Regions from separate parts of the Mus musculus genome. Here regions 1 and 3 are each linked to region 2. The links are chromatin loops, found by intact Hi-C in ENCODE. Cell type or tissue: left cerebral cortex. All regions are shown on one strand.

Evidence for each region. A loop is a pair of places that touch in the nucleus more often than their neighbours do. Peaks named below come from ENCODE experiments on the same cell type or tissue, not always from the same donor. Only the 100,000 strongest peaks of a DNase experiment are listed, where the experiment ranks them.
Region 1: a loop joins it to region 2, with 2.2 times the contacts of the local background. A loop is called at or near these places in 2 of 42 quality-filtered maps.
Region 3: it touches region 2 in a loop (2.5-fold over the local background); 6 of 42 quality-filtered maps call a loop at or near these places.

Annotation. Positions count from the first base shown.
Region 1 is chr1:192,621,341-192,623,840 of GRCm38, reverse strand. The region is part of intron 9 of Hhat (hedgehog acyltransferase); the gene reads left to right. Among named protein-coding and RNA genes, the nearest start is that of Gm31011, 110 kb to the right of the region's middle. In left cerebral cortex, no CTCF peak of the experiment used is centred here; no DNase peak of the experiment used is centred here.
Region 2 is chr1:192,699,938-192,702,437 of GRCm38, reverse strand. The region is part of intron 7 of Hhat (hedgehog acyltransferase); the gene reads left to right. Among named protein-coding and RNA genes, the nearest start is that of Gm22265, 44 kb to the left of the region's middle. In left cerebral cortex, no CTCF peak of the experiment used is centred here; a DNase peak (open chromatin) is centred at 1,559.
Region 3 is chr1:192,610,972-192,613,471 of GRCm38, reverse strand. All of the region lies in intron 9 of Hhat (hedgehog acyltransferase), which reads left to right. Among named protein-coding and RNA genes, the nearest start is that of Gm31011, 96 kb to the right of the region's middle. In left cerebral cortex, no CTCF peak of the experiment used is centred here; no DNase peak of the experiment used is centred here.

The sequences.
Region 1 (2,500 bases), 79 kb after region 2:
TAGCTACTTGGTCCCTTTCTCACACCCTGCCTTAGAGGCTTTGAAAAGTTTGAAGCATAAGAGCCTATAATGGCTTCCCTGGTCTCAGGAAACCTCCCGATGAACAAGATGACATTTTTTTTCTACCGTTGAGTTGCTTCTGGGATCCTGGGAAGATACACACATGCATGGAGGCAGGAGAGAGGCTGCAGAGCTTGAAGTGAATACAGTTAATCCCACCCAGTAGCACCCATCTGTGTGAGGGCATCACTGTTCACTGTATTGTGGGGCTTCACAGTCTCCCTGAGGCCTTCCCTCTGCCCTGCTGAGCACACCCTCCCAGGGCAACACTGTCCTCTGAGGCAGCAGGAAACACTTGCCTTTCCAGGCCTGTGTCCCCTGCAGTGTGAGCTTCTCTACCCTCCTCTCAGCAGGCATAGGCTTCAGCCTCTGAAGCTGGAGGGGAGCTCAGAGCTGTTCTGTGCAGGCATCCCCAACACCCCCCTCCAGTGTGCCAAAGGGCTCCTCTCCACACTTTTCACCTCACGAATCTGGCTTCCTCCTACTCCTGTCTGGGATTGATGTGTTCCGAAAAACTGTCTTGTAATTATTGTCTCCTCTGGATAGAATAGCTACCATCTTTTGATCTCTACTTTTATTAAAAATATCAAGTGATATCACGTTCTGTTAATGTTGCCATGTATCAGGGTCCTGAGAGGTCTGCAGTGAGCAAGTGGACACCGAGGTGAGCCAGGGAGGTGACTATAGAAATAATGATCATCATGATAAGCCCAGGGGGTTGATAATTACAGCCATTTTCTTCTCAGTTACCACACCAGTGACCTCTGTAGTGTCTGCCACATGCAGAGTGAGGAGGGGCTCAAAGCAGTGGATGGTCAATTGTGTTCTGACTTCCATGGACAACTACAGTGCTGCTCAGAGCTCAGTGCTGTGAGATATGAGATTGGAGCAGATGTACTATTCTCCACCCAGAGTCCAGGCTACCCTCCTGGCTCACTCTCTGTACATGTGTACATGCGTACTTGTGCATGCATATGTGTGTGTGTTCATGTGCGCATGACACACATAGTGCTTGTATTGTGTGTGTGCATGTGTGAGTGCATGTGTATGTATATATGTGTGTGCTTGTGTGTGTGCATGTATGTGTACATGCATGTAGATGACATGGAAATGTGTGTGAGTACCTAGGTATTGGGAGATGCCAGGGTAGAGGTAAGGGGGTTAAGCTTAAGAATGAAATGTCTCAGGGCTGGAGAGATGGCTCAGTGGTTAAGAGCCCTCACTGCTCTTCCAGAGGTCCTGAGTTCAATTCCTAGCACCCACATGGTGGCTCACAACCATCTGTAATGGGATCTGATGCCCTCTTTTGGTGTGTCTGAAGACAGCTACAGTGTACTCATCTAAATAAAATAAATAATTAAATCTTTAAAAAAAAAGAATGAAATATCTCAGCTAGATCTTTGAAATGGGGAAATGGCATCTCTGAACCAGGAGAGTGGTGTCTCCTCAACTTCCCTCCCTTGGAGATGGATTTGTGTAGGGCCATGCAACCTTGTATAGGGCTAAGCTGCCCCATGTGGTCACTGGAATTCTGAGGTGAGGGTGTAGACTATAACAGCATGAAGCTAAGAGAGATTTTACATTTTATTCAGGGAAAGGAGTGAGACTTGACGCTGAGCAGAGATCATGGGCCCTGTGCTGTGTTCTGAGAGGGTTAGCCCATGTGTCTTGAGTCAGGATCAGCCTGACCAGCCTTCTACCACCTCCATGACCACGCTGAGGAGCCAAAGACAGAGCAGGCTTAGGGAGGCAGTTTGTCTGTCTGTATACAGAAGTCATTCACTTCCTCCACCCTCTATCCTGGAGTGGGGAGAGACAACTAAGAGAATATCACAAGGGTTCTAGGGTACCTTTCCTTGTCCAGTTATATCATGGTTACCTTACCTCCAATAGTTTTGAGACATTAGATTTGCAAACACCCACAGACATTGTGGTTCAGAAGCAAGATTAGGAAAGAGAAAGAGGGCCAGGACTGGGGAGTCTACTCCCAGGCCCTTTGGCAGCTGGTCTGGAACATACAAGCCCACACCTGCTATCTGGGGTCTATGGAAGATGGTTGGGTTGAGACATTTGCTGTCTTTCCTCTGGACCATTTCTCCCACCTGCTAAAAAGGGCACTGACAAGTTAGGGGGTTCTAAGCAGAAGGCTTTGTATCAGGTCTCCTCTGAGAGAGGCCAGAGGAGGGAATGAATGTGGCAAACTAAGGGAGATAAGTATCCAAGAAAGCAACTAAGAAGCAAAGGTGGTTTTTCTTGAGGGTGTGGTGGAGAAGGGAGGTGGTGTCAGGTTTCAAAGCTTTCTGTCTATTTGGCTCCATTGCTTCTGGGCTATGATGAGGCAGAACATCATGGCAGAATGAGATGGCAGAGAAGAGATGCTCACCTTACAGCAGCCAGAAAACGGGAAAAAAGGGACAAGACAATTCAAGGGTATACCCCA
Region 2 (2,500 bases):
AAATTCCCGAGCCTGTGGGTAACATTTCACACTCAGCCTGTAACACCCACTGTGGTCTCTGCCCTGAAGATCTTATAGAAAGCTGTAATATGCTATTTACTTGCAAAATAACATGTGGCTATTTTGGCATGGACATTTAGAAAAACTTTAAGAGATTATGACATTTAGGCAATGCTTTGAAAAAAGGTAGAATTTTGACAGACAAAACTGAGGATGTAGAACCATTAGCACAGGAATGAATGGGGGCAAAGAGCTAGGGAATGGCTGCCCTAGTTTGATGGTCACTGCTGTGATAAGCACTACGAACAAAGGCAACTTGGGGAGGGAAGGATTTATTTAGCGTCCACACCGCATTACAGCCCATCACTGAGAGAAGAAACTGGAGACAGGAACAGAGGCTGAGATATTGGAGGACACAGTTTGCTCATCCGGCTTTCTTATACAACCCGGCACTTGCCCAGGGGTGCTCTGCCCGCAGTGAGATGGCCCCTCCCCATGTCAATCAGCCATCATGAAAATGCCTGATAAACATATGATGGAGCCAACACCTCAACCGAGGTTCCCTCCACCCAGGTAATTCTAGTTTGTGTCAAGTTGACAAAATCCAACCAGTACAGGGTTAAATGGAAAATGAGATGAGTGAGGCTGAGAGACTCAGGGCAGGAAAATGGAGTGGGCCTAGTCTCACCTTCCTCTGGTGGCCAATCCCCCAGTGCAGATCTCTAGTCACTCATGTGAGAACTAGTGGGCTGGGGGATGCTTCAGTGGGTAAAGCATTTTCGGTGCAACTGTGGAGATCACAGTTCAAATCCCCAGAGCCCATATAAAGCCCACACTTTAGTGCACACCTGTAGTGCCCATGCTCCAGTGAGGAGATGGAAGGCAGAGACAGAAATATCCCTGGAAGCTCACAGGCGAGGTAGCCTGGCATTGCCAATGGAAATAATGAAGGAATGTTGTCTTAAACAAGGGAGGACATAAGGGCCAACACAAGGTTTTTCATATGTGTACTGTAGCATGCGCATCTCTAACAGAGAGGGGAGGAGTAAGTAATGGAGACAGGGGAAGAGGGAGAGAAGAAAGGAAGAGAGACACAGAGAGAGAGAGACAGAGAGAGAAGGAAGAGAGAAAGAAATGAGAGAAAAGGGAGAGGGATAAAGTGGGAGGGGAAGAGAGGGTGAGGGAAGGAAGGAGAGAAAGAGAGACAGAAAAGGATGGAGGGAGCGGAAGAGAAGACAGGAAGAGGAAGAGAGAGGGGAAGAGAGGAAGGGAGAGGGAAGGAGAGACACACTAGAGCTGGAAGCCAGTTGCTAGCTTCTTTATGCTGATTAAAACCATAGTGGGGTAATGACAAAAAGAGACCAAGGGTGCAGGTGTGTAGTTGTGGAAGGGCTGAGCTCCAGGGGGCTGAGCTGGGCCCTTTCTCTGACAGCACGCTCTGTAGAATGTAACATTCACCTCCTACCATCTTGAAATCAGCCCTGGTTCTCATGGTGGGTGGGAAGCCATGTTCTTTCCTAGACAGGCTGAGTTGGCAGCACTGACGGTGGGTGGTGGCCTGTGTCTAGGCTGCTGAAGTACGCTGAGTAACAGAGGCAGCTCTGGGCAGTGCAGGGCTTCTGTTGGGTTTTTGCTTCCTAGCTGCGTTCTTTTTACTGAGAATGGAAAGTTCCAAATCCTCAGAGAACAGATCTGAGAGCAGCCTGAGCTTCAGTAGGGACCCAGACTTTTGAACTGATGCTATGCCATCAATTCCATTTCCAGAATACAGTACAGGAAGGCCTTGTGCAATCAGTGACATATTAATTCAGCTACTTTCCAAGGTGGCATTTATGACACACAAGCAATCTGTCGAAGGTCAATGCTGGGGATGCAGAGGGTGTGGGGCATTCTTTCTGATCCGAAGCAGTTTGTGGTCTAGTTGGATGGCTGTGTGTATGCATAACTGTGGGCTAATGTGAAAGTCACAGAACATACTGCAACCAGAACGGTGAGAGCCTAAGAGGAGGCGGCTGGCTGTGCTGCTGCCCTTTAACTCCTTGCAAGTTTTCACTGAAGCAATTCCATGTTCCTCAAGACCACCCTGACCCCATGTTAAAAATGCAGTGTCTGCCACCCCAACATTTATGAGCACCCCTTCCCTCCCCTGGGGTGTTTTCTTGTTGCTTTTCTTATTTGCTGCTCCAGTGGCTGAATCGCCATCTCAGAGCTTCCTAGCTCAAAACAATGGCTTCTTCCTGTCACCATTATGTCCCTTAATGGGCTCAGCTAGGTAGTTCTGGGTTCTCTCTTATTGTGTAACCAGACATTAGCTGAGCCTGTAAGCTGTCTGCAGGACCAAGTGTGTAGAATATCCAGGATGGCTGTCACTCAACTAAGGCTGATTATTGTCTGGGAACTCAGCTGGTGCTGCCCACCAGAACATCTTCACGTTGTCTCTCTGTGTGAGCCACACTTTGTGTAGTGTGGAAATTGGGTTCCAAGAGGGGCTATCTCATGA
Region 3 (2,500 bases), 89 kb after region 2:
GGGAGCTGTCAGGTGGTCTGGAGGCAGAGTGTACGGCTGTTTCCAGGGTGCCCGTTAGTAAGAAATATATTAGCGCACAAATCACACACAGATGCTAATGAGGGAAGGTGCTTGGAAATAAAATGCTTTTCTAATCTGGATGTTGACATCGGGGATTTCCACTTATCTGACTTGTTAAGGAAAGTGATGCCCGTAAAGGAAGCAGTGTTTAGCAAGTCATTAAAACCCCATCAGGTTGAGGGGTGGGTGTGGGCACAGGATTCTGAGCTGCTGGGGTAATGAAGGTCTTGACGCTTGGGTGAATAGAATGTGTGGGGTCCTGCTCAATTCTTACAAGATGGTATTTGTCACAACTAAGCTGACACCTATCAAATGCTTGCTGTAGGTGAGGCCCTCTTCTAAGAGCTTTACATACCACATTTTAATCTTTATTTGCGTGTATGTGAGTATGCATACAGATGTTTACACCCATGTGCACATGGTGTGGAGGCCAGTGGTCAGCCTCAGGTGCCCCCCTCTGGTGCTTCCCAGCTGAGTTTTGTGAGACAAGGTCTCACTGAATCTGGAGCTTGCTCTTCTGGTTGGCCTGGCTGGCCAGCAGGTCCCTGGGAGCTTCCTGCTGGACCTCCCCCAGCATGTGGCAAATTATAGGAGCTTGCCACCATGCCTGGCTTTTATATGGACTCTAGGTACCTGAACTAGGTCCTCATGCTTGCATAGAAAGTACTTTGCCCACTGAGCCAGCCCACTGCCTGGGTAAGGTGGGTTTCATTACCCTTACCCCTCGTTAGGGGCTTGAGGCTCAGAAGTATGAGCTCTGTTTTTAGAGTTTCACTGGTACGTGAAGGCAAGACTAGAATCCAGGGCAAATTCCTGTTCTTACCATTGACACCTCTCTTTGCTGACACGGCTCAGGGTAAAGTACAACTGTCTACTTGGCAAGGACCCAGAGGAAACACAGAGTGCACTGGGCATTTGTAGAGTCGACTTCGGTACCTGATAGGCAAAGGTTCCTGTGCTCCGTGAAAATTAAATATGGGAGCAATTACATGTTTGCAGAAATAGTAAATATTGAACAGCCTCGGGAAGGCTCACACTAGAGAGAAGGGCAGTGTTAATCTGGGGAGGCTTCTAGAAGAATCCCAAGCCTGTGTCAGTATGGGGTGGGGGCTGTTGATGGACGGTGGTTATCGAGGCAAGAAGGGCTCTTGAGTGGTGTAGGGTGAGATCCAGGGAGAGCCCCTCAGGTCTCCTCTAGGGGAAATCTCAGTGATGAGGTCTGAGGTCGGAGCAGGAGTCCAAAGATCCTTCTTGCCTGCTATGCAGCGCTCTCTGTAGCAGCACAGCCCTCAGCAAAGGTGTGGAGGAGAAGTTTGGTGAATCTGCCAGTTCCCCCTCAGCTCCTCTTTCATCTTTTCCATGGTCCTGTATTATTTTTTGCCTTTTTGGACTCTGTTGGGTTTCACTCCAGCTCTCTTCCTTTTGCCCTCTGACTAACTCAGCAGATATTTCCTGAGCTGCATATTAGCGCATATGTTCCAGCATTGAACCTGTGCTACCATAGGTTAGCAAATATAGATCAATGTGCACAACACTGCTATTATGTTCTAGTGTGGCTCCCAGGATGGGTGTGAAGTCAGGGGACAGGGCCTTGATCCTGATGGTGGCTGCTGATATTTTTAGAGCTAAGCAGAGAATGAGCACCCTGTACTAGGGACTGGAGAAGAGCTAGGCAGGCGAGAGGGAAGGAGCCTCAAGAGAACAGAACTTTGAAGTGAACAAGGATGGTGGGGCTGAGGAAGGATGCTCTCGAGAGATTAGGGGACTGGAGAGCTTCCTAAAATGGTTTGTGTACAATCCCGAATGAGGCTGTGGGTATTTATAGAAACAATATCAGAAAGGACGTATTCAAGATGTAGCTATTTCTGGATGTTTAAAAAGATTGTCTGCTTTTGAGTGTGAGTAGTACTATATTGGTAAGGCTTGAGGCAGAGAATATCAAAAGAGGAAAAGGCAAGGCAGGGTCGATGCAAATAAAAAAATAAAGTAGATAAGACAAGAAGAAGGTGGAGACCGTCCATTGTCTTTGGCAATATGGAGGTCACGGATAACATTGATGAAAGTTGTTGGAGTGGAGCAGGGAGGAGCAGATGCATCGGGTTAAGGGATGAATGGGAGGGGAAGGCTAGAGGCTGGGCCAACTCGCTGTCAAGGACCCTGAAAGACTTTTGTACTTAGAATTGGGCCTGGAAGAATTTGGAGGATGGCAGAATGGTGTTTAAAAAATAGAAAAAGCTAGAGGGATGCCTTTATGCTAAAGAGAGAACTAGTTAAAACAAGTGTGCAAGGGGAGGCAGCCATGTTTGCAGTCACAGAATAGACATCTCTTCTGTGGAGAGGCCTTCATAGATGAGTAGGTGGGTGGGTGAGTGGGTGGGTGGGTAGGTAGGTAGGTGGGTGAGTAGGTGAGTGAATAGTTAGATGGGTGGGTAAGTGGGCA